Linked DNA regions of Mus musculus: regions 2, 3, 4, 5 and 6 are each linked to region 1. Evidence: chromatin loops called from intact Hi-C (ENCODE). Cell type or tissue: heart. All regions are shown on one strand.

Region 1 (5,000 bases):
AAAAAAAAAAACCTATTTTCTCTATTGCAGTAAAACCAAATTTAGTATAGGGGGGGAAAAACATTTAAAATACGGATATGCTTTTAAAACCCCTGGCTGCAGATATTTGTATGTGAAAGAATGTGTCTGACTACACATTCTTTCACATACACACCAGTCTCACACACAAGAATTCCAGAAGTGAGCGAGCTGGTCATCTTAATCTGTCAGCTTTAGGCACATCCGCTTTCAACTCTACATGGTTCCAACAGCAATTCTGTGCAAATCTCTGAGCTCCGACAGACGTGCAAGCTCGTGGAATCTAGCGATCAGGGTCTGCAGCCTGGGGGAGGCCCCGCTGCACGGTGATGTCTTTCACTGAGCCAGTGTCACTGAACTTGGGTTCTTGCAAAAGCTGCCATGGTTCTCTCAGACCCAAACAAGGGAAGAATGTATTCTGCAATCACATGGCTGTACACATACATAGAAAACCAGGCCCTATTGTTTGACCAATTTCAGTTTAAAAAATAGAAAACGCTATAATCTGCCTGACTAAAAAGTCCAGAAGCAGCATGCTGTCTAAATTTGACCAACTTACCAACTTTCCCTGTTTTTATTATTATTATTATTATTATTATTATTATTATTATTTATTGACAGGGTCTCACTGTGTAGTCCAGGTTCATGATTCTTTGACCTTAGTTTCCCAGCTACAGTGTAATGAGATTATAGGTGTCCCACAGGCTTGGTTTTACCCTGGGGCATTTTCATAAAGGTGGCCCCGGTGCATAAACGTGTCTGACAGGGTTTGGGGAAGAACCCTTGCCAAGCCCTTACCTCTGACTTACTTGAGCAAAAGAAAAGGAGACTGTCTTGGGGACAGAGTTCCACCGAAGCCCACAGGTCCAGCAGGGAAGACCTGCTAGAGGTCTCATACTGCACCACAGGGAGGCAGGGAAACCAGTAAGTGACTCAGACCCACAAAGCTCCGAGAGCTGTCATGTCCTGTGATGGCCATCCTGAGAAACGTGACAGCAGAGAAACCTACCCTGCAGCCTGGTGTTCCAGTGTCCCAGGGTGACAGGAAACCACCTCCCAGTTTTGCCAGTAGATTCTCAAACTACAAACGTGATGTGAGCAACGTGTCCACTGGGCAGCTCGCTCCTGTTTACCCCCGTGGGCTCCTGGGCCTGCTGCCTGGGAGGGAAGCATTGCCTTAGAGCAATTCCATCCGCTCTTCCCAGAGGCACCTCTTCCTATCTAGGGATGGAAGTGAATGAAACCTTCCCAAATCGTTCACAGCAGCAACAGGTGAGGCACTAAGAGAAACTGCCAGCAAATTCCGTGCTCCGGGTAAACGAGTGCGTCTGTAATACAACACTAGTCACCAACCCATAAACCATCCCTGCAACCAAGGATCTGCAGTCACGGGAGTGACGGCGAAGATGGAAATATACAGAGGTGCAAAGATCCGAGGAAGAAAAAAGACCGTGAACCAGAGGAGACCCAAAGAAAAGGGGGCGTTGGTGTGGGCGGCCGCGCCCCTGCTGCAGTCGGCCAGGGTGACTCCGGAGCAGCCAGGTCTCTCCAGCCTCTGGGAGGCGCTGGCCCAGAGAGCCCAGGCCGGGCCGGGCACACAGGAGGTTTCCGGAGCCACAGCGCCCCTTCTGCCCAGCCTGGGAGACGCAGCCGGCCGCCACCCCCGCCTCGCCGGGCCGGGCCGACCGGCACGAGTGCGCTTCCCGCAGAGGGGAACCGGCACAAAGCCGCTGCACACACAATGGCCGGGCTCTGCACGCGGCGCAATCTACAACCTAGCCCCCCACGTGGCTGCCTGCACTCACATCTGGGCAACGAGGGTCGGTGATCGACGGGCACCCAGATCTTCTGTACCCGGCTCTGGGTCAGTTCCAACGGCATCTTCGTAGCTGTATTCGGCGACCCGCCACCCCTGGAGGAAAGACTCCGACTTGGGGAGAAGAGCAGCAGCAGATCCCCCCGGAACAAAGGACAGGAAGGGTGCGTCCGCCTGCACGCGGCTGGGCGCTCCCTTGCACTGCTTTGGAAAATGTGCTTTGTGCGGAGTCTCGGAGGAAGGATCGCCTGAGCGGAGACACGAGACAGATGAGAGCGGCGTGGAGTTGCGGCTGCTGCACTGCTGACTAGTCGGCTCTGTTCAAAAGCTCAGGGATGCTCCAGCGCAGTGACAGCCACGGTCCCAACACCCAGCACTGCCACTTGCTCCTCTCCAGTTCTGTCGGGATGCCACACGCACTGCCCGGCCTTTTAAGATCTGACCGGTAGCGCGGCGCGTCAGCCTCGGGGCGGGCCGCATTCTTTGCGTCCCAGCCCCCTTTCACGTGGAGAGAAGGGTGGGCAAGGCCAAGAGACAGCCTGCTGCCGCCCCCTGCGGGTGGACGAGAGCAGCACGCTCTGTTCCTGCAACCCAGGCTGGTTCTTTCGTCCTCCTTTCCGTCCCTAAGTTTATTCCCTAAGGGCGCAAGACAGGAACGGAGTCCCCAAATAATTCCAGCCACTTTCCTCATCTGTGCTTGGAAGGCAGCAGCGATCTGATAATGTCCAATGTGGTTCGTTGACAGTCCTCCACCCCTACACACACACACACACACACACACACACACACAGAGCTAGAGCTATGTAAAAGCATCTTCCCAGTTCAGCCTTACAAGCCGTGGGAGCCCCAACACCATGCACCATAGTTACATGATTTGGGGACTGGCTCAGTCCAAGTGAAGACGCAGGTCAGAGCTGCCTCCTGGTAACACCTGTGCATTATCGCCCACTATGTCCCCTGCCATTGCTGACACTGCCACCTCCGGGCACGGGCGCATACTTTTCCTGAATCCCCGGGAAACATGCTTGGGTAGTGTTGCTACCCCTCACTCAGTGCTACCGTGCCTGGCGCTTGAAGGGGGGCAATAAATAAATAAGGAAGGAAGGAAGGTTCGACCGAAAAGGAACTTTGGGATGCGGGGGGCGGTTGGTATTATTTTCCCTTTCAACATGGGCCATATTCCATACCCCTTCTGCAAGTAGTGATTAAAAGTAGACCCCATTCCCTCTCCCATTACCGGACTATGAGCCCCAAAGTAACTATCAAGGGACAGCTAGATCCTAAATTCATGTCACCCACCCAACCCCCACGCGCCCGCTCTAGCACACCGGCTATATTTTGTTTGATGTGAACATGCCCTCGCTTCCTTTCCGATTTTTGCACTTTGCATAGGCTGGAGATACATGCATAACAGGCAATCGTTGAACCGCCAGAGTTCATTTATTCAGCGACGATCTAAGGGATCTTTCGGTGAGGACCGCTGCACGGGAGGCCGTGGAGACAAGACACTTTAAATGTGATTTTAGCGAAGGAAGCCTCCGCTCAGAAGATCTGCCTTGCTTAGCGCAAGCTGCACACGTCGCGGTGAAGCTGAGCTGTGATTGGAGGCGCTCGCGGAACCCCACACTGCAGTGGAAAAGTCTGCGCAGAGGCTGCCACACGTCGCGCACGTCCTGCATGCTCTGCTGGGAGGGCGCCGGCCCCCCGGCGGCGGGCGCAGCTGCTCTGTTCCCAACCCAGCCCGCCCCGCCTGGGGCCTCCGCCTTGCCTTCTCCGGCAGCCTGGCGAGCTTAGGAGACCTGGAGCTCACCTGGCGAGTAGCCCTTGGGAACCTCCCAGCTCTAACCGCCATTCCTGCACCCTGCTCTCCGGTACCACCCTCCTCAATACCTGTCCCCAACCCCAGGACAGCTTTGCTGACCTTCCGATTTCTGTGCTCAGGCAGCTGTTCAGAAAGAAACCCGGTGCATTACATTTAAACTTGTTTTTCTTCAGTGAGAGCAAATGCCAGAGGTGACACCCTAGAAAGCCCAAGGGAGAATCTCGCTCCACTCCTGAAATTAGAATGGACTGACTCGACAAGGAAAACATCTAGTAGTCTCCAGAAGGGTTCCCTTACTGGTATTTGCAAGCTGAGGGGGAGGGGGAAGGGATGGGGGTGAGAGTGCATCCCTGCCAGGAGACTCCCCACTCCCGACTCCCAATAACCATAGTGCACCTGGACGCTTGTAAAGTTTCCACTAGGTTTTCTGTTTGTTTTGCTTTGTTTGAGACAGTTTTCCTATGCAGCCCAGGCCGGCCTCAAGCTTGCTCCTTTCTCAGCCTGGTATTACAGGCCTGTGCCATGTTCCCAGGTGCCCGCTTGAGTTTGCACACACCTACAAGCCAGGCAAATGGCCAGATGTCAAAGCTTAGGAACAGATTGCTGGGAACCGCCAGGGAGAACGTGGTGGGAATGGTACCAGTGGAGAACGATCTTTTATTTCTCTTTTATCATGTTTAAATCTCTCGATTTAAGGTCAGTCCTCAAGTCAGGTGGCAGCTAAGCATTCTCAGATGGGGCAGTTTTCCTTTCCTGGAGTCAACAATGTAGTGGGTACCCAGAACAAACACTAAGTTCTCCAGTCACTTCTGCTACCAGGTAGGTAAAGGGAAATCACCTTTACCCTGCCTAGGGCTCCAGATATCTAGGAAAGGGTGGAATGTGAGGCACACAGCTGAATTCACACTTGTTTGTTGGTCCTCTGAAGCTGTCGGCTTGCAACCACAGGTAAAAGCTGTGTTTGTGGAAGGCAAAACTGCTCCAACATGATCCTCCTTAGGACCAACCTTGCTACACCTACATTCAAAGGTTTCCTCCTCAGCTTTGCTGTTTAGACATCCTTCCAATTCCTCCCTTAGTTCTGTTAATACACCCTTATCTTTACCTCAAACGCAGTCCCCTAGGGCTTCACTAACTCCCAGGTTCCCAGGTGGATATTATGAACTCAGCTCTTTAGAAGACACAGCCAAGAATGTGAACATTCTTTAAGTCGGGTGACTTATAGCCAGGTGACTCCAATCACTAGGACTGATTGACAACTTCCTTTAGATTGAGTCACAATCTAGACCCTGCTAAAGCCAAAAGAAAGTACTGTGCATTCTAGTCCACATTCCACAGCCCTCT
Region 2 (5,000 bases), 130 kb before region 1:
TGTTGTTCGGGCTCCCACTCTCCTTGCTGCACCCCACCAATGGCTGCATGTTGATCATTCTAACTGCCCAGTGCCTCACAAATCCTTCCTATGATCCGGCTCTCTCCTTTGCTAAGAATCATTTTCCAGAATCACTTCACTGCTCCTGCCGACCCTCCAAACTTTGCTTCCTGCCTCTTCCGGCTCTCTTCTGTTAGGCTACTCTAAACATAAAAAAAAAAAAAAAAAAAAAAAAAAGTGTGTGTGTGTGTGTGTGTGTCGCATGTGTTTGGGTTCCTGAGAAGGCTAAACAAGGGCATCAAACTCCTTGAATCTGGAGTCATGGGTAGTTGTGAGCCACATAATGTCAAGAGTTGTAACTGAACTCAGGTCCTCTAGATGCGCGTCAACAAGAGCTCTTAACCACTGACCCATCTCTCCAGCCCCTAACTTTTTTATTTGCCTCCTTAATATAAATATCAAAAGTAAAAATTTGCACTCAGCTCTAAAAATATTTTAAAATATCTTGAAATGGCTCCCATGAACCTAAGGTAACATAAGCTTTAGAAAATACACAGGAGAAAAGGAGAGAGGTCAGCAGACAGATTCGGGACTGCTTTCTAATCAATTGTCGTAGTGGTCCCACCTGAAGCCTGAAAAGTTCCTGGAGGAAGTGTACACGGCCCATGTTTTATTTAGACCACTCTAGACCACTTATCTCTTAAATGAAGTCTTAATTACCTAAAGACCATGCTTAGGAATGAACGTAAGGGGAAATGACGAACTAAAGAATCTGTCCCGATTGTTATCTTTGACCACCGCAAATAGAGACAAATATAGCTATTTCCTGATTGAATCTATTTTATATACTCCTCACATAACAAAGCTCAGTTTTTCCTGTCTGGGTTTCCCATTTCTCATTCAGCTTTGGGGTAAAACACAGATCTGGATGATCACATGATCAATAGGTGCCACTTAGAAGGTGACTATTAAAATCAAACATGGCTATCAGAAGTGCAGAACCAAAGAGCAGAGAGGTTTGTCCTTGTGGCAGGGACCCTGCTGCACAGCCTACCCATGACTGTTGAATGGCAGCAATGGTGTTGGCCTTTTAAAATTCTTGCAGATGAAAAGTGCATCTCTGCAGGCACCTGGCAGAAAACCAGACCCCTGTTACTTTGTTACTTTGTCCTTCTACCTAGACTAATATTGAATATCAACTTATAAGATTGCTGAAGAGACAGGCCTCTGGGTATTTCCTAGGGCATGTCCAGTTGGGTGTTCTAGATTAAGTTCTTTGAACTGGGAAGACCCACTCTAAATGTGGGCAGCATTGTCTATGAGCCGGATTCCGTAAAATAGAGAAAGCTAGCTGAGAACATTCACTACCCTCTGCCTCCTGACTATGGGTGCAATGTGAACAGTTCTCTGATGTTCACGCTCCCTTGCCTTGCTGCCATGAACTGTGAATCAGAACAAATTCTTCCTCTCTTCTCCTGCTTTGGACATAGCAATGACCAAAAAAAAAAAAAAAAAAAAAAAAAAAAAAAAAAAAAAAAGACAAAAAACAAAAACAAAAATCCACTTTTATCAGGACCCTGTAGCATAGGACTTTATTTAATCCCAGATACTCATCAAGTTAAGGCAGAAGGTTGTCAAGTTCAAAGTCTACATGAGCTACAGAGTGAGTTCAAGGCCAATCTGTGCAACTCAGTGAGACCCTACCTCACTTTGTTTTCTACGGAGTTGGGACTCTGTATGTCAATGGTAGACATACATCTTGCTTAACAGCCCCAGTACCAAAACCAACTACAACAACACAACTTCACCCTGTGTGGTAGCTCATGCCTACCCATCCCAGCAGTGCAGAGGAGAAGGCAGAAAGCTTACAAATCCAAAAACCTGCTTGGAGCTATCAAGTGAGACTCGACACTCACTAAAATAAATAATTAAAAAAAAAAATAAAGGAAAAAGGTTACCATCAAGGCTAGTTGTGAAATAAGTCTAGCAAATTGGTTTAAGACTCCTGACTGCTTTTTCTGTTTTCCCATCAAAGAAAATTAGCCTTAGAAATAGCAATCCACATGGCTATAAATATATATATATATATATATATATATATATATATATATATATATATCCTGTGAATGCTTTGAATTCTTTGCCATTCTTGAGTACAGTTCATTAGGGAAGTGAGTCCTGAGAGCGCTCACAGCTAAAAGGGCAAAGCAGAGTGGGTCCCCCAAAGCCCCCTAGCACACACACACACTCCACAAGAATCTCATGGAATTCATTGGTCATGAGGCGTTTTTTGTAGTTGGTGGTAACAGTGGTTTTTGGGTTTAGCTTTGTTTGTTTTTGTTTCGTTTCTGCTTGCTTCATGAGTCTCTTATGGGCAGGCACTGAAACCACTTATTTGCATACAGCTCCCAGAGCCAGGGTGAGCTGAGGACACAGGCTGTCTGCCTTGGCAGAAGCAGGAAGTCACTACAAGAAACCATGCCTCTCTACCCTTAGTGGCCTTCTCTTCGTTTATATGTGATTTTTCAAGAAAACCCAAGTTGACTTTTCGAACAGAACACAAAAGCTTAGAAGTGAGCCGGGCGTGGTGGCCCACTCCTTTAATCCCAGCACTTGGGAGGCAGAGGTAGGAGGATTTCTGAGTTCGAGGCCAGGCTGGTCTATAGAGTGAGTTGCAGGACAGCCAGGGCTACACAGAAAAACCCTGTCTCAAAAAGCAAAAAACAAAACAAAACAAAACAACAACAACAACAAAAACAAAAACAAAAAAACAAAAAGCTTAGAAGTGGGTAAAAGAAAAACCAAAAGACCCTGTCCCCCTTTCTCTTATTTAGAAATTCTGAGTCATCAAATTGGAAAGGAGCTAGAGGCCAGTTGCAAAGAAGATGGTTGGGAGGATTAACAGACCCCCCCCCCCAGGACATTCTCCACACCGGGGAACACACAGTCGGGGTATAGGAGTCTCTGCAGCCACCTGGCAGAAAACCAAACCCCTGTTACTTTGTTACTTTGTTACTTGTTACTTTGTCACCTTCTACCTAGAGTGGCAGGACATTCCATTGTCATTCCTGTGCTAGGTGTAGTCTGAGCCTATACCTGTTGGTATTCAACAGGAATGCCTCCCACTGTTGAAGCAATGTGATCCTTTCTCACTGGTATTTAGATGGGATTCCAATTGCTCCAAGTAGTTCCTCTAGATTTGAATCTCTTTCTCAGACAACTGCCTTTGTCCAGCTAGGTATACTGCCGCTTGCTGTCTTACACCCGAGATCCCATGTAAGTTATGTCCAGACTATAAGGGATGGTGACCTTCACTCTGCTACACGTAGCAGAGAGGCAGCAGAAGAAATGCTTGCAGTGAGTGGCTTCTGGCCAAGATTCATGTCACCTGTGCAACATGAAGTTTTAAAAGGCTTCAGAAGTAGCACGTGTGCTTAGCAAGGAGTATTTATTTACACGCTGCCTTATTCCAAGAAACGAAACCTACTAGGAAGTTACAGCAGCTATAAAGTATGAGGTGACGTTCAAATGCACAGAGCAGCTTCACCTTTCTGAGGCTCTGTCGTCACTTTCATAGCCTTCCTGGATCTTTCTTTCCCACATCCTGGTGTGCAATGGAACTGCGCACTGGTGAGCTGTCTCTTCCCAAACATATAGAGAACGCTAAAGGGTTAGATAATGATTTCCCAGATTCTCAGTTCTTCCCACAGTCGTGTGACTATAGACTTGTGGTTCCTTTAACTATCCACACCTGACAATGTAATTATCTCTTCTAACTTCATTAATATTGTCTTGTATACCAAACTGCTTGCCTGGTTTAAGAGGAAATATTTGTCACCTGATGGACTCTGTATATCTCTAATCTCGCCATCTCTCCATTGGCTAAATAATTATCTCATCGCAAATGTCAGTTGGACAGAGCAAACATAGTATGACACGGCAGATAATTTGAAGCTGTACCTGTGCAAAATTAAAATAATTACACCTTAAGAAGCGTAGGTGCTGATTTGAAGGCCAGTAGCAAGACAGTGCTCCCACTGAGGAGACAAGAGTACCTGCTCAGCTTAGTAGTTGTGACGGCGCATGGTACGAGTGTGTGCACGCATGCCTGTGGGATGTGTGTGTGTGTGTGTGTGTGTGTGTGTGCTTGGTGGTTGTAGTGGTTCATATTCATGGTCAACTTAACTGGATTTAGACTTGCCTAGGAGATCCACCTTTAGAGTGTTAATGAGGACATTTCCAGAGAGGTGTAAGTGAGGTGAGAAGAGTCCGATGAGTATGAGCAGCATGGCCCTATGGGCTAAGTTCCCAGAATGGGGTCGGGGGGAGAGGAGAGAGAGACAGAGAGAGACAGAGAGACAGAGAGACAGAGAGACAGAGCTCATAACTAAGAATCAACATTCCTCTCTCCCTGCTTCCTGACTGCCAATGCAGCAAGGCCAGCTGCCTCCTGCTCCTGCTGTTGTGGCTTCCCCCGCCCTAAGGGACTGAATTCTCTGTGAGCCTAAGTGAGCTAATACTTCCTTTAGTTGCTCTGTCAGACATTCTGCCACTAACACAGGAAAAGACTGAATTTATAATTCTGCTGTCCGGAAGCATGTCCTAGAAGACATTGCTCCTCTGGCTCTTGTCTCTGGAGCTGTAAGATCTAGTAAATATGTGACTGGTTTGGAATGTGTACTTGAGCAGTTATGATAAGCCTCTAGCAAAATTACTCATTACCATGAAGATTTATACTGTGGGGTTTTTTTTTTTCTGAGCTTTTAAAGTAAATTTTAGAAACCAGGGTAAATCGCAACAGGTTGTGCTTAAAGTCCTTTACATTAAAGACTATCAAATGACTGTTTTCATAAGATCTGCTTTGTGTCTGGGCGATTGAGATTCATTGGCTGGGATGAATTCTGAGTTTGTCTCAGGACATAGAAGCCATTACAAACCCAGCCTAGTGGAGCACTTTGGTATATAGGTTGCCTTGGAACCACGTAGACACATTCAAATCT
Region 3 (5,000 bases), 170 kb before region 1:
AATGAGGCTCCTCAGTCTTGAAGCTTCACAGACCTGCCTCATCTTCTGTTGACTCTGCTTCCTAACTGCAAGTGCGATGTAGCAGTCACCCCATACTAGGGCTTCCATACCTCCTTCTTAAAATGTGAGCCAAGATATGTCAGTTCCACCTTAAGCTGCTTTCTGTCGAGTATCGTATGCATGTGCGCTCCTCTTTCCTGACTATTGCTCTTATTTAATTCCATTAGAAGATTTTCACCTGTAATTATGTGTGGCAATCAAAAGGGTAGAAATCAATATTATAAAGGAATATTCTTTGAAAATAACCCAGATATGTCCAGTGCATCTTACTCCCACCACAGCGCCCAGACCACTCTGTGCTTACCTTCCAACTTCCTGGGAAATTTGTCAATGGGTTTATTCCTATTGGTAAAAGTAGACCTGAAAATTGTCTCTCAGTCATCAGAATCTATGGACACTTAAAAAAAAACTGGTCCACCCCCTGCCCTTCTTGGCTTTGTAGCCTGGTGTCTTTTGCTTTCTCTTAAATGCCCTTTTGTGTCACAGACCTGGCCACAGAGATTTAGCTGTTTACAGGGACCTCTGATTATAAATCCTCATCCTATGCATTCCTGTTGGCCTAGTGACTCTACTTATGAAAAACAGTAATTGTGTATGAGAAGTAAGTATGGCTGAGGCCAATAATTATTCATGCTTGTTTTTATTTAATGTGCGAGGATTCGGGGTGGCTATACAATCCAGATGTGTGAGCTTGCTTTGTAACCCAAGGTGATCTGAAAATGTCAATCTTCCTGCCCCAGCCTCCAGAGTGCTAAAATTACAGGTCCACACCACCAAGCCAACTCATCCCTCCTTTTCTTAATGAAATGAGAAATTATTGGTCCCCAGCTATGTTCCAAATATAGGGAAGAGAAAAGTCAATTGGCAGCATTAAGGCCCTTAGCTGTTTCCTCCCTAGTGGGAGAGATAAACACTTTCACTCACGTTTGTGAGTGAGGTATGCCTAGATTAGAACTGTCTGCAAGAGTGTGACAGACATGCTAGGTCCTCCGAGATACCATCACAGTACACAGAGTTGTTTCTGTGGTTATCAGTAATCTCATGTGATATCTAACAAGGTCAGCAGCAACCTGGAAACGAGCCAGACTCATGAACCAGAACAGCCAGGATAAAGCCCTGGACTCTGAGTTGGGCTGGACAGTTATCAGAGCATCAGATTAAAAGGAGCCACGTGGGCCTTTACGTGAGAACATTCAGAGCCCTTCCCTCTGCCTCTGGTTCTAAACAGGAGTCTACCTACACTGAGCCTGCCTTGGTTTTGACTAGGATGCTCCTGACAAATCCTTTCGGACTCTCTCTCCCCCCACCTCTGAGTGTAGACCATCTGTAGAGTGCTAGAAGTTGGATGTTGCGGCACAGATGGAAACAATCTCTCCAGTTGTGCGAGCAAGTGATGGGAGACACTGTCCAGTCTGTGAATACAAAGGGGGGAGGGGGGAGAAGAAAGGAGGGGGAGGGAGAGAGGGAGGAAGTAGTCAGAACTCAGTACGGAGACACTGCATTAAAAGCCACTGATTTCCTGGTTTGACATCTCGGGATCACAGTTTTGCCTTGTACCAAAGAGCCAGCAAGAGCAAGAGCATCTCCCGCTACTCTTCTGCAGAATTTTAAGTCTTCTTTGCTTCTTTCGATGCAGAAGAGAAGTCAGAACATCCTAGCTGAGGGAATATTGTCGCAAACTTTTATCTCCACATTCTCAGTCCTGCAGTCAGGGTTTCACACACATTAGGTGCAAGGGAAGTGTTGGGGATTTGATTTCTGCTTACATAGGAATTTGCACGTCCACTGCTGGTCCCTGCCAAGGTTGGTTTGTTGACTGGTCAATAAAGAGCCAGCAGACAATGGCTAGGCAGGGGGATAGAGGCGGGACTCTGAGGATTCCCAGAGAGGAACACAGGACAGAGAGAAGGAGAATCCCCAGGGCAGAAGGAAGGAAGAGGGTACAAACATGAGAGCCTTGAGAGCCACGGAAGACAGAGAAGCAGCCATGTAAGAACCACGGGAAAGCAGTCCCGGGCCACTCCCCATTTGGATCTGGGGTAGCAGAGATGCAGGATAGATTTTAGAAAGTAATAACTCAAGAATATCTGAAGTGAGTGTGTTAGCCACAGGGAGGTTCAGGAGTGGCCCAGCCATTGGGCTACTTAAGGCATATTTAAAATATCGCAGCGTGTTTGTTGTCTTTCATTCGTGAATACAGAGCACTCTGGCTGGTCCAGGGGAGCCTCGAGTACCCACCTGGGAGCATGGAGCGGTTTTAATACGAACTGCTACAAGAAGGAAGGAAGAGAAGCAGAAGAGGGGAAGAGGGAGGGAGGGAGGGAGGGAGGGAGGGAGGGAGGGAGGGAGGGAGGGAGGGAAATATATATATATTTCTCTTCTGTATATATACACTGACTGGGTTCATCACTTGAGTCAATGCTAAGATAGACCTGAGAAGAGCATCCCAAGGAAGGAAGGGTTGTTGTGGCTCACAGTTCCAAGGATGCAGTCCACAGTGGGAAAGGACAGCAGCTGTGTGGGGCAGCGGGTCACACATTCTGCATTCAGGAAGCAGAGTGGTGCCTGAGGCTGCTCAGCTCTATTTCTCCTCTGTTCAGTCAGAGACTCCAACCCAGACCATTCAGGGTGGGTTCTACTTCAATTAATATAATCTAGATAGTACTTTACAGACAAACCCAGGTATCTGTTTCCAGAATGATCCTAAATCCCATCAGGTTGAAAATAAAGATTAGCCTTCACACACACACACACACACACACACACACACACACACACGATACACATCACACTACCCACCATACACATCTCACACATACACACATATACCATACACATCACACACACCACACCATACATATCACACACATGCACACACACCATACACATTACACCATATACACCACACACATACCATATACATCACACATACCACACATATACACATACATGCACACACACCATACACATCACACACACTCACGCACATAACTTGAGGCTAGATCACCACTAGAGGGCAGCAGAGGAACGTGACAGAAGATGCTACTGCCGTCGAAAACGTTTTGTGAACCAAAATGAACTGGATTCTCCTGCTTCCTTCCTTCCTTCACCGTGAGCATCCTTCAAGGGAAGCTTGAGGGCAATCTACAAGAGTAATCCCAGCACTCAGGAGGCAGAGGCAGGCGGATTTCTGAGTTCGAGGCCAGCCTGGTTTACAAAGTGAGTTCCAGGACAGCCAGGACTATACAGAGAAACCCTGTCTCAAAAAAAAAAAAGAGAGAGAGAGTAATAGAAAGATGTCTAGCCAAAGGATGGTACGATGCAAGGACAAAATGTCACAATAGAGCCCATTATTACTGTGTACAATTAATAAATACTAGTGAATGGGGTGTATTGTAGGAAATAAAGGGGAAAACCTGCTTGTCATAAAGTGATTCAGAGCCCTGACAGCGAGCCTCTCAGGTCATGTGATCAAGGACTCTCAGTAGACAGGTCTTTGTGGAGCTCTTTGCCCTCCTGAGCTCAGTCTCTTCATCAATGAAAGGATCGTATTGATTGTATTCACTGGGTAAACACTCAGGTCACACAAACAGACCAGTGCAAACCTCCCTGAAACCAGCAAAGAACACTACAGATGACAGTGCAAATACTGTTGCTGACAGAGAGTTTGGGGTCATGGTCTGCTCAGTTCTCTTACAATTCCCCAGGAAGAGCCACAGATAGTAGGTTCTAGAAAGGAGAGAGCTGATGAGCAATGCTTTCAGCACCTAAGAAGATGTTCGCCAACCAGGAGATAGTTGTTGCTGAGTTTCTTAAATGCTCCCGTGCAGAAGACCCATAAACTTACCAACTGAAGTGAGCTTCACTCTTGTCATTTACCAAGTGAGGAGTGGCATTGTCCATGGGTATCTGAGACATGGTCAGTCTCCTGATATGGTACTCACCCTCCCATGTTGTAATGCAAGCTGTCTACTCTCCTATGTCACTTCCTCTTCCTGACACTTGCAAGAGAAGGGGTGGGGGCTGGCTGTTATTTTTCACTACCAGTAATTCCTCTGCAGCCACCTGCTGTGTCGCAAGGTTTCTAGAATCAACCAACACACCATGACGTCTTCCCCCTAAGATCAGGGAGTGAAGAAGACAGAGAGTAGACTGTAGCTAACTGCGTAGGGCACTAAAAGGGGGTCATGTTGTAAATTAAGGAAAGCCAGGGCAGAAGGATTTGGGTGTTTTGGTGAGAAAATTTAGGAAGAGAGTTATGAGGGACATCTCCATGTGGTCACTAACTCAGCTCAGATCTAATGCAGCGATCCAACCCCGGTTCCTTCTGCTGGCCTAATAACTTCAACGCTGCTTTTTCTCTCCAGTCTCATGTGCACCTCACGAGATGTGCGCTCAAATTTGTTTCCACATACTAGCGGCAGAAAAAAGAACACAAAACTCTAGCACTTACTTCTCCCTCCATCTCTACTCGGTATGGTCCCCTCTGTGTCAGACATTTTTCACAGTGACAATTTGATTGGACCTAGAGTTTTTAAGTTCAGATGCAGGTACCCTAAATTCAGTTGCCTCCGTGGCTGGAATGACCACATCCCCGCTCTACCTAGAACACTCTTTGCTCATGAGTTTGGGGAAGTAACCAAACCAGCCCACCAGACCATGCTAAACAAACAACCCAAGGGAAGGGCCAGGCTTCCTGGAAGGCTAAAGGGCTTGCACTGATGCCCGCCTTTAATCGCGTTTGAGCCATTTAAACCACATGATGGCAAGCTTCCGCTGCCCCTCCCCTACAGCCCAGCCTCCCGCTTTTTCTCTTGCTGTGCTTCCTCATCTCATGACGCTGGCAAACCTTCAGGCTGCTTATTCAACCTGTCGCAAGACACTCTCTGTGCCAAAGAAAAAGAAAGAGAATGAAGGGGCCCTGTGCTGGCTCCAGGGCA
Region 4 (5,000 bases), 55 kb before region 1:
GATGAAGATAAGTGGGAAATGGCCATCAACGTCATCCCAATAAACCACATATAGATATATGGAGATACCAGCCGACTTCTACAAAGCTAAATGACCTCTTCTAATAGGACACCATGTGACTTTTATCCTGTGCATTGTAGAAGAGATAGAAAGATGATATCCTACTACACAGCAATATGTTCTCCAGATATTTTCATATATGTGTTAGTTTCACTATAATTATAACATCATTTTCCATACTATAATCACTTTTTTCAGGGACTAGGAAAAAAAAATGAAATCCCCCTGTCCCCTGCCTCCCAAGGACTGGAATTACAAAGACGCACTGCCATATCTAGCTGTATTTTGTTATTGTGTTTGTTTGTTTGTTTGTCTGTTGAGACAGAGTCTCACTATGTAATCCTAGCTATCCTAGAACTCACTTCATGGACCAGACTGAAGTTGAATTCTGCCTCTGCCTCTGCCTCTGCCTCTGCCTCTGCCTCTGCCTCTGCCTCTGCCTCTGCCTCTGCCTCTGCCTCTGCCTCTGCCTCTGCCTCTGCCTCTGCCTCTGCCTCTGCCTCTGCCTCTGCCTCTGCCTCTGCCTCTGCCTCTGCCTCTGCCTGAGTGCTGGGATTAAAGGAGTGCACCACCACACCTGGCCTTTTGTAGCATATTTTATAACTCAGTCCACATCAAGAACCATTTGAGTTGTTTCAAATGTATTGATACTATATTTGTAAACCCAGCCCTTCAGAGAAACCCTGGAAGTTTGAGGCCCGTCTTGTCTGCACAGCAAGAGTCTGTCTCCATAAACAAAACACTCACAACAAAGCTGGAGGTTTGGCCTCAGGTGTTAAGAGCACAGGGTTCACTTCCAGCCACCCACGTGATGGCTCACAGTCATGTGTAATTCCAGTTCCAAGGGACCCAATGATCCCCTGGCACCGGACACACCTATGGTGCATAGACATGCATATAGACAAGCCATCTATACACATAGAATAAGTAAAATGTTTTTTACTTTAAAAAAAAATTTTTTAAAGTCATTTAGGATTTGTGGGTTCAGCTAACTGCAGAGAAAGGAATATTCTTACCAGTGAAGGGAGTCAGGTGCCGTTCCCAGAGGCAATGCCCAATGGGATAGCTGTCAAAGACTGGACTGACAGAATGCTTCTCCCACAGACTGAGGGAGAAACCTTGTGTGAGATAAGATCTTTCCACCCTATCCCTGCCCTCTGAACATCTGAGGTCTCCTTACACTGACTTCAACTTACAAAACGTCACTACTGGAAGATATCTTAGGTTACTTCGGGTCAATGCTTCTCAACCTTTGTCAGATATTAAAATCACCTAGGGAACTTCTAAAAAGACCCATGAAGCCTGAGCAAAGGATCATGTGAATCAATACAGGCAAGCTCTGTAGGTAAGGCTCAAACTCTGGAAAGACTGCAGGTCAGCTCACTCATGCAATTCCCTCAGGCCACTTCTAGAGTCTCTTTGTCACCTCCACAACGTGACAAACAGTGCCTTCTAGATAGCCGGTCCTCAATCAATGGTGTAAATACATCCCCATAGTCAGTTCAAATACTATGTAACAATAATTTGTTATTGTTGTGTTTGCAGTTTTTGTTATTGTTTGCTTGTTTGTTTTATTTGGTTGGTTGGTTTTTGTTTTGGGGTGTGTGTGTGTGTGTGTGTGTGTGTGTGTGTGTGTGTGTGTGTCTGAACTCTCTATGAAGACCAGGCTGGCGTGGAATTCACAAAGATCTACTTGCTTCTGCCTCTCATTGATGCGATTAAAGGCACACACCACTATGTTTCTCTGAAATATTAACAAACAAAACTATAAGTTCGACACATCAAGAAAAGAAGAGAAAGCCAACGTGACAGCACATGCTTGCAGTCCCAACAAGGAGGCAGGAGAGCCTGGAGTTCAAGGCCAGGCTTCAGAGTAAGACAGTTTCAAAAAAAGTAATTAGCTAATAATCAATAAGTATATAAAATAAAAGGAAAGAATACCATTTCCAAACCCATAAAGGTAACACCTCACACTTTCACGTTGTCCCAGGTTGTAAAGTAGAAATTCCCAGAGAAATATTAAGGGAAGGAAGATCCAGCCAGACTGGGGCAGCAGACAAGGGAAGACAGTGAAAGAGAGGGAATGCCACAACAAAGCCCATTATTTTGTATGCTAATATTATTTTTTCAAAATAAATGAATAAGCCTGAGGATGTAGCTCGGTTGGTCGCATCCTTACCTAGCACACAGAAGGCTCTGGATTCTGGCACCAGCACCATCTGAACCAGGGGTGCTGATGCATATGTCTTACCCCAGTACTGGGGAGTGGAGGCAGGCCAATCATCGTTGGTTACATAGTGACTTGGAAGGCAGCCTTGGGTACAGGTTACCCTGCCTCTATAACAAGAATCAATAAATAATCTCCAATAAAAGGACAGTTTCCCCATCTCGGGAGACTCTACTCCCCCAAAACTGCTTTTCTTTCAGAACCTATTGACCAGTGAAATCAGATCCAGCAAAACAAGGAAAACACTGACTTCATGCTCCCCTGGTAGCTATGGTTACCCGGTTTGCTTACTGATCTGCCTGGGATAATTTGTGTGATCAGAACCAACATTCTTTAAAGCCCTGAGCCTAAGTTTTGTCATATCCTAGATACAACAGGCTCGAGCGAGGGATCGAGGGAGATTATTGATCAGCTCACAAAGTTTCAGGGAAGGCAGGACACGGGTGTTCTGAGACTAAAATATCTATTGACTAGACAAATATTTATTGTTATTTTCTCATTCTTTGGAACCACTTCTCCCAACTATCCATTTCACTGGTAGGAAAGGCAAGGCATGTGAGATATCCCAAGTAAGAAGAGGAGGGTCCTTGGGATTCAGTCTAGAAAATACAACAGTCCCAGTAGTGAGAGGAGAGGCCTGGACCAGGAGGAGAGGGATGGGGCAGGAAGTCACTCTTCTCTCTTAGCACCAAGAGAGCTGAACTCTTGAACCATCTGGATGTGTTGTCCTTTGTTTTGCCTTGGCCTGGGCTAGCCAAAAAGCAGTGGGCAGACGGATGTCCCGGCCTATTTCCTCCCTATTGTTTTTACAGAGCTACATTTTAGAGGACTAATTGTTAGAGTCCTTGTCTCTCTTCTCTCCAAGAAGAGGGCTTTGTTAAAATCAGCCTCCCTGAGCAATGAAGTCTTCTCATTTGGGGTCATGATCTGCTTCTGAAGGGAAAAGAAACTGTTGCTTCTTTTTAAGGTCGCTGATAATGTTACCCCCACGGGAGCTGAACGAAAGTTGTCTATCCATCACAAATGTTGGCCACCGAGATCCGTGCCAGCTTCTAAACACCAGGACTAAGGTCTTAGCATGGAGAAGGGAGGAAGAGAAAGGACAGACAGAGAAAGGAGGAGATGGGGATGAAAGATACACTGTCCTTCAGAGGATAGCTTTATTAAGATAATTGATGCCACAGGTCAACAGGCAGCAGAGTGCTCTAGCACACACAGCAGTTTTGACATCTTCCAGTAAGTAAGCAACATGGCCATTTCCTACGGTGGATGGCCTCAGCCCCTATCTACTGTGACATATATGATGTTTCCATGGCAGTGGCCCTTTGGGTTTCATCTGCGAATTGCTGCCTTCCTACGAGTTGCCACCCATCTCACAAAACTGACAGATTTCTCTGAGAAGCTGCTGTAGACATTGATTGTTCTAGAATTAAAGGATTGCTTTCTGTGGTTTTCATTTGCACATAAACCACTTCACACTGTTCTTTGAGAAAAACTGCCATGGTTTCCTCACTAATGTACCATGGCAAACGCACTCTGTATTGTTTGTCACAAGTCCCCTGAGATGGTGCAATGTTCTGGGAAGTACTCCAATACCAGGTCAATGTGTGGAATGAATACCAGGTCCTTGTGCCGTTTCCCTGTCCAAAATCCTTTAATATGGGCTGAGGATGTAGCTCGATAAGGAGAGTCCTTGATTAGCATCCACAAAGGCCTGAGTTCAACTCCCAGCACAATATGAGATGTGTCCCATATGTTGACTCATGTCTGTAATCCTTGCACTTATCAAAAGGAGGGTCAGAAGCTCAAAATCATCATCTTCATATAGTGAGTAGGCAACCAGCCTGTGCGATATGAGACACAGTCTGAAAAAAATATACTTAAAGAAAGGACAGGTCTAATTAATATTAAACTAATGAGAACAGGTATGGGCTTAGGGTTACTATTGCTATATAGAAACATCATGACCAAAGCTGCTTGGGGAGGAAATTTATTTGGTTTATGCTTCTACGTCACTGTTCATCACTGAAGGAAGTCAGGGCAGGAACGCAAACAGGGCAGAAACATGAGGATGGGAGTTGAACAGAGGCTATGGAGGGGTGCTGCTTACTGTCTTGCTCATCTTGGTTTGCTCAGCCTGCTTTCTTATAGAATTCAGGACCATCAGCCCAGGAGTGGCCAAACCCAAAATGGGTGGGGGGGCCCTCCCCCATCAATCATTAATTACAAAAATGTCCTATAGCCAGATCATATGGCGGCATTGTTCTCAATTGAGGTTCCCTGCTTTCAGAGGGCTCTAGCTTGTGTCAAGATGACATAAAACTAAACAGGTAGTAGAGCCGTTCTTAGCCAAAGGCTAACAAAGGAAACAATTGCATATTTACTCCTTAAAAGAGAGACTCTGAGCAAGCTTGGGTCTAGCCAGGTGGACAGACACCGCCATGAAAAAGCAACCACCTAGGGCTAAAGGGGAGAAAAGGGAGGCCAGGCCGCAGGGATTTGCATGGAGAGTCTATGAGAAGCAGTCCTGGGAACAGAAGGTGGTTCCTCAGCCAGTAGCAGTTGCTACAAGTGACAGTGTACAGCTTCTGACACGTAGTGGGATGGCGTTTCCAGGGAAGTTGCTCGGTGAAAAGGGAGTGATCCAGCGTCGCCCTTCAGTGCCACCTGCAGACATCTGATGTGTTTCTTTGTGAGCCTTGGTTTCTCATCA
Region 5 (5,000 bases), 140 kb before region 1:
GGATTGCTCAGTAGAGGAAGACTTGCTGCCAAGCCTGACAGTCTATCTACAGTCCCCCATACTGACACGGTAGGAGAGAGCTGAACCCTGTAGTTGTTCTCTGACCTCCACACCTGCACTGTGGCATAAGCACATGCTCACACCAACGGTAACTAAACGTAATTACAAGTGTTTAAAGGCCTGGCACCAAAATTCAAGCATGGATGCCCTTGCTATGTTAGGTGAGAGTGCTGTGCTGTGTTGGCTTCAGTCTTTCATCTCCTTTACTAACCGCCTCTTTGATTATTCAACCAATCACAGCAGTTAAGGGAGCCTGCACAGATTCCATTCCACCTGGATGGGCCTTAATGGGTACGTAAGTTTCCACCCAGAAGATGTAGAAAGCAATAACCTGGGTGGAGGAACATGGTGCAACAGAGTCACAGAAGCATGAACGGACATGATGTGTTCGGAATTGGTAGGCTATCAACTGGGACAAGGAAACAGGGCGGGTAGGGCACCCGAGGAAGAAATGTCAGACACACTGGTCCCCCATTCCTCCCGGCCTTGAAAATCATTCTAAGACAGTTGGACCAACCCTTCAGTGTCACCAACCACAAACGTTTTCCTTGGGTTGATGTTTTCATGCAAACCCAAGGTTAAGTACAGCCCTGAACTGAAGGAAGAGAGGACCAGTCCCAGGTGGTTTCAACAAGAGTCTGTGCTAAGAGGTGACAACATTCTGACAAATAGTGACTTAAAAAGTAAGTAAATAAATACATAAACAAAATAAATGGAAATGTGAAAAAAAAAGATATAACAGGCATTTTGCAAGTAAAATTGACAGTTGTAAACACAAGGTTTTGTTTGCTTTGAGGAACAGGAAACTCCGGGAGCCTTCACCTAGGCATGTGTCATTTTTAACAGGGACAAATGACGATCAGCTGGCTGTTACATATAGTGTACAGACTGTTACCTTAAGCAGAAAGTGAAAGCAGGACTTAGTGGGAAAATCCCAGACCCTTCTAGTTCTAAGTAAACTGAAAACAGGCAGGAGAACTACGGAAAGCCTGGACTCTCCCAGGATTCAAGGCATGGCCAGACAGAATTGGGACATTGTCTCTGTCATTGTTGTTTTAGCACATTCTCATGCCAATAGAATAGACCGTGTAACCAAAAACTAGAACTCAAAAATCCTTTTCTAATGGGACTAGACACTTTGTACCTATGCCAGCTGCCCTTGCACCTACCAAGACTATTAAATTGAAGTCAGTTAAACTGCACTGGTGAAAGGGGCCAAGATAAGCTTTAATTCTTCCAATTAAAGAAAAATCCTCTGAGATGTTTCCAGCAAAATTCAAGCTTTAAGCTCTGTCAACAGTCCTTAATTCAACACAATCTAAAGAGGTTTACCTACAGGTTATACCTTTCATATCTGTGTAGCTTGACATCAGAGGTGCCCACTATCATTTGGAAACTATGATCTTGTGGGTGGGCCTTGTCTGTGTTGTGCTTAGACCGTAGCAAGAAAAACTGATACATAAGTAATTATGAATGTTCTAGTTTCATTTCTGTTGTTGTGATCATCTAACCTGGGGGGTGGGGTGGGAGGTGGAAGGCCACTTTAAAAAGAAAAAGGTTTATTTCAACTTACAATTCCGGGTTGTGGGAAAGTCAAAGCTAGAACTTCAAATCGCTAGTCATATCACATCCATAGTCACGAGAAGGGAGAAATGAAGACACACTTATTTATTTGTTTGTTTGTGCTCATCTTAAAAGTGGAGACACTTTTAAGCAGTTCATGGCCTAGGTAATGGTGCTGCCCATAGTGGGCTTAATCTCCCTACATCAATTAATTTAAATGACAATCTCTCACAGATGTGCCCACTGGCCAGCTCTATGTAGAGAGCTCACTGAGACTTTCTTTCCCTGTGATTCTAGGTTGTGTCAAACTGAAATTGAAAAGTAACATCCTAAGTAAAAATAAATGTCCCGTGGTGGAAAGAGGTCACAAGTTGCTAAAATGTAACCATTGATGCTTATGAAAGTATTCTCCCACACTTCAGGTTCTCTGTGTCCTTTTTTAATTCATTTCTTTTCTTTTTTTTTTTTTTTTTTTTTTTGATTCTTCTGCCAGGCCCTACCCAATATTGATTGCCTACTGTAGCCTTTGTTAGGCCTTCTGAGACCCTTCTGTTCATTTCTCCCAGGCTGAGGCTGGCTGTCCCTGAGGTCTCAGATGTATACGAAAGATAGATCTGCTTAAGCCTACTCAGGAAGACAGAGCCAATCTGAGTAAAACCCAGCTTAGCTTATATCGGAACTGATCCTTTTGATCGTGGGTGTTGACTTCCCATGAGTGGCTAGGAGGAACATTCCATGGGAAAACCCAACAACAGACAGAATGTCAGCAACACCGGGTCTCTCTCGTGCATCTGGATTTTGGTTTACTGGAGAGTGTTGACCTATTTGCCTGGAGGCAATTCCATCTGGTGTCCTCTGTACTATGATGTCATGGGTTTTCCTGAAAACTCCCTCTGGAAATATCACATTTCAAATCTCATGAGAGGATCCAGGAACTAAAATAAGAGCAACTCCAGTAAGTTCTGGTTCAGAATAAACAGTCTTCTAAAATCTGGCTTCAACCCTGAGTTCAAGATAAATGTAAATATAATTTTTGCCTGAGACCAGGCCCTCAGACCTTCTGACTCTGATGTTCTGTAATCTACATTCACTGGAAACAATAAAAGTAAATGTATTATTTATTTTATTCATTGCTGTGGCAGAATACCTAATAAACACTTCCAGAAAGGAAGGATGTATCATAGCTCGTAGCTTGAGGGTTCAATCCATCATGGTCGGGATAGCATGGGGCCTGGAACTCTAGACAGCTTGCCACAGAGCCCACAGTCAGGAAACAGAGAGATGACTATGTTTGCTCAGCCCCCTGTCTCTGTCTGATTCTCCTGGGACCCCAAATGTAATACAGCCTGCATCAGCATGAGTCTTCTCTCTTCAGTTAAACCTTTCTGGAAACTCTCTCACACACAAGTGCTCGCACACACACACACACACACATACTCACACCTAAAGGTGTTTCTATGATGATTCCAGGCCCAATCAAGTTGACAATGAAGATTAATCAACACAATGAATTAAGAAAAGAATAACTTGTATTAACATCTTTACAGACAATACCTACCTTAATCCTTACTACAACCCGATGAGGGGGTTAGTTGTAACCTCATTTTAGAGATAGAGAATGTAAGACTAAGAGAAGCGAAGTCCCTCGGTGACAGTCACTCTGCTTGCAGAGACATATCTGGAATTAAAACTCAGCTCAAGCGCTGGGCGTGGTGGCGCACGCCTTTAATCCCAGCCCTTGGGAGGCAGAGGCAGGCGGATTTCTGAGTTCGAGGCCAGCCTGGTCTACAAAGTGAGATCCAGTCCAGCCAGGGCTATACAGAGAAACCCTGTCCCGAAAGCAAAAAAACAAACAAACAAAACTCAGCTCAACGTGAAGCAAAAGACCTCAGTACCGGCAAGTGCCTCTGCTGTTGCTGAAATAAAACACTGTAACTAAAAGCAATGGGGAAGGGTTCGGTTGGCTTTCTTACACTGCGCAGGCTAGCTTCATGTCAACTTGACACAAGCTAAAATCATCTGAAGGGAGCCTCAGCTGAGAAAATGACTCCATAAGATAGGGTTGTGGGCAAGCCTGTAGTGCAGTTTCTTAATTAGTGATTGATCGGAGGGAGCCCAGCTCATTGTGGGTGGGGCTACCCCTGGGCAGGTGGTCCTGGGTTCTAAAAGCAAGCACAGGCTGAGCAAGTCGCATGGACTGAGACAGTAAGCAACACACCTTCTCCATGGCCTTTGCATCAACTCCCTCCTCTGGGCTCCTGCTATGACTTTTGTAAGCAAGATAAACCCTTTCCTTGAGCCGGGTGGTAGTGCTGTGTGCCTTTAATCCCAGCAGTTTGTAGACAGAGGCAGGCAGATCTCTATGAGTTCGAGGCCAACCTGGTCTATGGAGCAAGTTTGAGGACAGCCAGGGCTACACAAAAAAATCCTGTCTCAAAAAAACAACAACAAAAATAAATAAATAAGTAAATAAATAAATAAATATTTTGAAAGAAAAATAAAAACCAAAAGCCTTTTCCTCCCCAATTTGCTTTTGGTCATGGTGTTTACCAACAACAAATTTAACACTAACTGCCACACACATCCAGGTCACAAGCCATCACTGAAGGAAGTTGGGGCAGGACCTCAAGCAGGAAGCTTGAAGGCAGAAAGCATGAAGGAAGGCTGATTAATCGCTTGCTATCTCTGCTTCTGCTCAGCTAGCTTTATTATGTAACTCAGGGCCTAGTGCCTAGGCATGATACCATCTACAGTGTGCTGGCCCCTCCTACATTAACTAACAATCAAGAAAATGTCCCCCACAGACACATGTTCCCCAGCCAATCTGATGGAAGCAGTTCCTAACTGAGGCTCCCTCCTTGCAGATGTGTTATGTTGACAGTAAATAAACCAAGCAAGTAGTAAGTCCTCTCCATCCTTTAGAGGCAGGACGTTTCCCACACCCCCACTCTTCTCTATGTGGCTCAGTCTTATCAACCAATAAATTCAGGAACATTTATGTGCACTTGTTCATATGTGTGCATACATGTGCTAGTGTGTGCACATGGAAGCCAGACATGAGGAATGGGTAGGTGTCTTCTTTGATCAGTCTTCACCTTTTTTTTTTTTTTTTTTTTTTGAGACAAGGTCTCTTATTGAACCCGGAGATCACTAATTGGGCTGACTGGTCTGGTCAGTAAATCCTAGGGCTCCTGTATCTCTGCCTCCCTAGCCCTGATGACAGAAATGTCTGGCTTTTTTATGTGGACGCTGGGGATTGAACTTACATTCTCACGCTTGCATGACAAACTCTTGGCTGACTGAGCCCAGTCCCATTTCCAGGTTTAATGATCACATGCTTCCAATGTTATTATCTTCCCTCAAGACTAAGGATGAAG
Region 6 (5,000 bases), 73 kb before region 1:
ACATGCTAACTCCTTTAATTCACACCCCGGCCCTGGAACGGGAGTTTTGCTACTCACTTTCCTTTGACTGGTGAGGAACTTTCCAGAACATGCCTGTCTTGGTTCTCCCAGATAAAGTCAGGTCTTGGGTTCAAATCTGTCCAATTTATGAAACTGATTTTAGCCCTGGCATTTTACCATGCCCTGCAATGGTGTCTTGCATCCACTTACTCAAACCTCTCCTCCATAGCTTTGTGAAAACTCTAGGCTAAGCACTTAGAGGTCAGAAATGCTCTCTGCCCTCAGCAAGCCTTTGGTCTGCAGGTCAATAGCGGCATTATCTTTTAAATTGCCAGGTAGATAACAATTTTATTCATAATTAGCTTCAAACTGGAGTCCACCCAAATGTCCCTCGGAGTGAAGAGATTAAAATAAACTGGCATATGTTAGGGGATACCTCCTACCCACCAGCTTAAAAAACAACAACAAATACACGCAGCAACTTGGATGAATCTCAGAAGGAAACCTACTCTTGCTCTGTTCTCCTATGGTGCCATACCGTGTAGTATGAAACATTGTAGCGCTATGGAGCAAGTGGCGGCTGCCAGGAGCTGGGGAGAGAGGAGGCACAGCCTCTGGGAGGATTGATGAGTGAGTCTAACAGGGATATGGAAACTCTGGGCTTTGATCTGAGAGTTGCTGGGAAAATCTCTCCATGGTAAAGCTGCATAGAACTACGCATGGGTACACCAGAACACATAGAGAGTACATATAAAACAAGGTCAGTCTCCTAGTTGCAGGGGATCTTTGCTTTCCTCTGGCCTGTGGATACTACATATATGTAGGGAGATGGGGGGGGGGAGCAGGGAGAAAGAGAGAGACAGAGAAAGACAGAGAGAGAGGAAGGGGGAAGGGGGAGAGAGAGACAGAGAGAGACAGAAAGACAGAGAATGAATAATAAACAACCTGGGGGCTAGAGCGATGGCTGAGTGGTTAAGAGCACTGACTCTTCTTCCAGAGGACTCTGGTTCAAATCCCAGCCCCCACATGATAGCTCACAACTGTCTGTAATGCAGAATCTGACCCCCTCACACAGATATACATGCAGGCAGAACACCAATGTACATTTGAGAAGTAGAAAATAAACAACCTAAAGTTATACTTTAAATTAATAATAATTATGCTGGTAGTCTTATCTATAAGAGGCTATTTAGCCCTGCCAATCTGCAGGTTCTCAGCTAAGGCTGCTGCTCTGAAAGAGCCAAGCTTTCATCAGCAGAAGTCAAGTGAGATGCTCATAGGTGATGTGTGCACTTAACTGTTACTGTCCTACTAGACTCTCAAATATCCGTGCCTACACATGAAATGTTTCCCCAGTGCAATCTGGGGCCTACATACATGTGAGGCTGTGTGATCTTCTACATCACCATCCTGGGGGGTTAGGTGTTTGTTTTGGTCTTGATTGGGGGTGGGGCGGTGTTGATAGTTAGACTAGCAGCTCACTTATGCTAAGCACTCATGTTTAGTACTCATTGCCTTAAACTTTTTGTAGACCTTGTAAACTTTTTGTGTCCTTGAGCTCCAGCCAAGATTAAAGGCACACACCACCACACCTTGCCAGCCCTTGGTTTTTGGGACAAATCTCATTACCTTATCTCAGACTGCCTTGGAACTTGGCATTGTCGCCCTTGCTGGCCTCAAAAGCTCAATCCACTCACCCCTGCCTCTGCAGTGCTGGGTTAGAGGCGGACACCATTATGACCAGATTGAGATTGTCAACCATTTGTCCATTTGTCGCTTAAAGTGTAGCACTTTTATTAAATATACCTTTTCTAAGTTATGCCTTAGCTATACTTCCAACCCATGCATGCAAATAAATAGCAACCCCTCCCCTCCCCGTGCTAGTCATTCATTTGCTGTGTTTGTTTGTTTGTTTGTTTGTGGCCTTTTGCAGCCCTGGCTGGCTTGGAACTTGTTAGGTGGAACAAGCTGGCCTTGATTGAACTCACAGAGATCTGCCTACCTCTGTCTCCCAAGTGCTGCGATTATAAATTTGCACCCCACTGTTGCCATTTGTGGGGTTATTTAAATAACATGCCACTCACAATCCTGATCAAAAGGCCAACACTTCTAAAAGCAAAGGTAACCCTTGGCCAGAGACGTTCTCTAAGTGATCAAACATTTCTCTATTTCTGGTCCTGTTCTTTCTCACTGGGCAACTGTCACTGGGTACTTCTCTGGGTTGAGAAATTGAAGTTTCATTTCTTCAAAGGACAGGATTCTCCCATGTACATACAAAAAATATTTCCCTGTATGCTGATATAATCCCTCCATTCAAAGCACAGGATCCAAACTAAAGCTTCCTTCCCATTCCTCCCTATCCATAGGCACTCTAAGAGACCACATGAGGAACTGGGGGGAGGGGGGAGGGGGAGGTTGCTGTGTGGCTGCTGCATTCAAAGATGAGCTCATGGGAACACTCCCAGAGACCAGCACTTGGGTGACCCTGTGCGAGCAGAGCCCAGCTGATCTGAGTCACTGACTGGGTGATCCATCACAAGGCATAGGATGGGGTTCCTGTGAGGGATCAGCAGCAACTTCCTGTCTGTAGTCAATCCAGGAAGGCTTGGCTGAGTCATGCAGCTGGCTGAATCAACTGCTTCTCACTGCCCGCCCTCTCACTCCTCCTTCTCTGAGTCACAGGCAAGCTCTGCAGAGAATTCAGGAGCGGCAGGACCAAGGTCTTGTTGCTGTAACAACAGAGAACGCAGAGGAGAGGGTGGTGACAGCAAGACGCAGTTCTAGCTAGCAGAAGGCCCCTAAAGCCCCAGATGAAAGGTTAGAAGGCCCTAGGCAAAACAAGACAAACAAACAAGTGAAAACAAACAAACAAACAAAAATGGCACCAGCCTCTCAGAGGAACCCAGAAAGACTAATGACCAGTCTCAAAAGTCTCTTAGATATCATGCAGTTTAGAATGAGATAGAATTCTGTTTGCTTTCACGAACCTATGGCCTGTGCTTATGTGCTTGTAATTATGAACATAGGCAGCATTCATTAGCCCCAGGTGTGCCTGTCACTTACAAGACCCTAACATGCTCAGGTGTCGCTATGTTGGGGTCACTTGCCCTCTGCTTTGCTCTGAAGTTATGGTTATTGTTAAATCTTGCTGCATCCTCTTGTTTAATGCATTACTAAAGTAGCACCACCTGCCTACCAGCAAATGTCTGTGTATGTTTGGGATCATCCTTTTCAACAGATGTCCTTCCCTTCTTAATCTTGCATATAATCCATTATCCTTTATACATCTCTCCTTTTTCTTTTGTATGTGTATGTTTATGCATGCATGTATACATGCAAGCTCTTGTGTGTATATGCATGTGTGTGTGTGTGAGAGAGAGAGAGAGAGAGAGAGAGAGAGAGAGAGAGAGAGAAAGAGAGAGAGAGAGAACCACTACTCCCAGCTTTTAAAAATACGGGCTCTAGGGCTCAACCTCAGGCTTTCAAGCTTTCATTGCAAGCACACTCTGGCTTAGCTCTCTCCCTACTCCTATGTTATTTATTTAAGTCCAAGGTCAGATGTTTGCAGCACCGCTTCCTTTTCCAACTGTGAGGAAGGATCTAGTCCCGGCTTCTGATCCTGGCTGGTAGATCCTGGTCTCCTGTTTGTGTCTCTTCACATTATCACAAGTTTCTTGGTTGTCTTTGTTTGTTTTAATGATTTGTTTCTAATTTCTCTCTGTAGGGAGGGTCAGCAGAAAACATAGCTCTCTGCTTTTACCATATGAGTTTTGGAGACCAAACTCAGGATTTAGGCTTGGGGGCAAGTAAGTACTTATATCTGCTAAAAATATTTGTTTCTTTATTCTTTTGTATGCTTTGTATGTGCATGCACATATGTGTATCTGGGTGCACACACATGTATAACTCGAAAGTTAAAAGAGGGTACAGAGTGCCCTGTTCTAGCTCTCTCTGCCTTATTCCATTACACTCTGTCTTTCATTTAACCAGGAAGTAGACTGGTGGCCAACAAGCTCCAGCCGTTCTTCCATCTCCTCTTCACCCCCTTGCTGGGTTACACACATATTCCCTGCATCTATGTTTTCATTTCATGTTGTTTTAAAGACACAGCCACATAGGGTTAAGGCTCAACTTAATGACTACAATTTGCATACCTTTACAAAGATCCCCATCGCCAAATAAGGTCACCTTTGGGTTTGATCCCAAAGTGCCACCCACAGGCTCATCTTTCAAACCTTTGTTCTCCAGTGGGCTGCAGGGTATTGCAAAGCCATGCAACCTTCATTGGGTGGGAACTGACTGGTGGATGTAGGTCCCACTGTAATTCCAACCTAGCTCCCCTTCTGTTTGCCCTTCTGCTGCCATGTGAACAACCCTCTACTCCCTGCTCTCACCACCAGAGATGGAGCCTGTGTGTCTTGCCTTCTGCCATGATGGACTGAAATCCCTCCGGAAGTGTGAGACAAAATGAGCTTTGCCCTATTGTTCCTGTTAGGTACTGTAGTCACAATGGCATGTAATGGCATACAGCCCATGTGGTGTATGCTTTACATCCTAGCACTCAGAAGGCAGAGGCAGCTGAATCTCTGTGAGTTTGAGCCCTGCCAGGTCTACAGAGCAAGTTCCAGAGTAGCCAGGGCTACATAGATAAATCCTATCTCAGGGGGGTGGGGGGGGGGGGGAGTTATACAATAACTTTTCCAAGTTCTAGCAGCTTGAATTCCAATGCATCTTTTATGAGAGGAAACAATTCATCCTGTAATGTACTCTAATCTGTTCTCCATCATCTCCTCACAGACAGCCTCAAGCTGGAGGAGGATGATAGAACGGCCTGTATCCTGCAGGGCTCAGGATTGGAAGTGCTTTATAAACAGAAAACGGCCTCAGACTTGTCAATTATGTGGTGGCAGGAATGCTTTAGAGAGCAGAGAATGGGTCCCCATGCACAGACATTCCCAGAAGCCTATAAGGCTAGGTCAGATGGGAACACAGACTTTTTA

What was found. Peaks named below come from ENCODE experiments on the same cell type or tissue, not always from the same donor. Only the 100,000 strongest peaks of a DNase experiment are listed, where the experiment ranks them.
Region 2: a loop joins it to region 1, with 2.2 times the contacts of the local background. A loop is called at or near these places in 3 of 42 quality-filtered maps.
Region 3: a loop joins it to region 1, with 5 times the contacts of the local background. A loop is called at or near these places in 34 of 42 quality-filtered maps.
Region 4: a loop joins it to region 1, with 1.9 times the contacts of the local background. A loop is called at or near these places in 5 of 42 quality-filtered maps.
Region 5: a loop joins it to region 1, with 9 times the contacts of the local background. A loop is called at or near these places in 3 of 42 quality-filtered maps.
Region 6: it touches region 1 in a loop (2.6-fold over the local background); 7 of 42 quality-filtered maps call a loop at or near these places.

Annotation. Positions count from the first base shown.
Region 1 is chr2:11,499,802-11,504,801 of GRCm38, forward strand. Pfkfb3 (6-phosphofructo-2-kinase/fructose-2,6-biphosphatase 3) reads right to left here and starts at 2,289. Exons shown (of 18, transcript NM_001177753.1): 1 at 1,824-2,289. The coding sequence starts at 1,899. It overlaps Gm52500 (a long non-coding RNA gene), which reads left to right and starts at 2,209. Exons shown (of 3, transcript XR_003953759.1): 1 at 2,209-3,705; 2 at 4,353-4,475. In heart, CTCF peaks have their summits at 2,388 (motif pointing left) and 3,494; DNase peaks (open chromatin) are centred at 1,050, 1,570, 2,300 and 3,510; H3K4me3 peaks cover 4,302 bases; H3K27ac peaks cover 4,093 bases.
Region 2 is chr2:11,372,869-11,377,868 of GRCm38, forward strand. The region is part of intron 1 of 8030442B05Rik (RIKEN cDNA 8030442B05 gene); the gene reads right to left. Among named protein-coding and RNA genes, the nearest start is that of Gm13291, 9.6 kb to the right of the region's middle. In heart, no CTCF peak of the experiment used is centred here; DNase peaks (open chromatin) are centred at 2,423 and 4,463; H3K27ac peaks cover 392 bases.
Region 3 is chr2:11,328,612-11,333,611 of GRCm38, forward strand. No RefSeq gene overlaps it. Among named protein-coding and RNA genes, the nearest start is that of Gm13293, 8.4 kb to the right of the region's middle. In heart, a CTCF peak has its summit at 3,065 (motif pointing right); a DNase peak (open chromatin) is centred at 4,850; H3K27ac peaks cover 283 bases.
Region 4 is chr2:11,445,042-11,450,041 of GRCm38, forward strand. Gm31990 (a long non-coding RNA gene) reads right to left here and starts at 2,406. Exons shown (of 3, transcript XR_865971.1): 1 at 2,240-2,406. In heart, no CTCF peak of the experiment used is centred here; a DNase peak (open chromatin) is centred at 3,040.
Region 5 is chr2:11,363,139-11,368,138 of GRCm38, forward strand. The region is part of intron 1 of 8030442B05Rik (RIKEN cDNA 8030442B05 gene); the gene reads right to left. Among named protein-coding and RNA genes, the nearest start is that of Gm13291, 19 kb to the right of the region's middle. In heart, no CTCF peak of the experiment used is centred here; a DNase peak (open chromatin) is centred at 2,403.
Region 6 is chr2:11,427,218-11,432,217 of GRCm38, forward strand. The region is part of intron 2 of Gm31990 (a long non-coding RNA gene); the gene reads right to left. Among named protein-coding and RNA genes, the nearest start is that of Gm31990, 18 kb to the right of the region's middle. In heart, no CTCF peak of the experiment used is centred here; a DNase peak (open chromatin) is centred at 2,594; H3K27ac peaks cover 2,577 bases.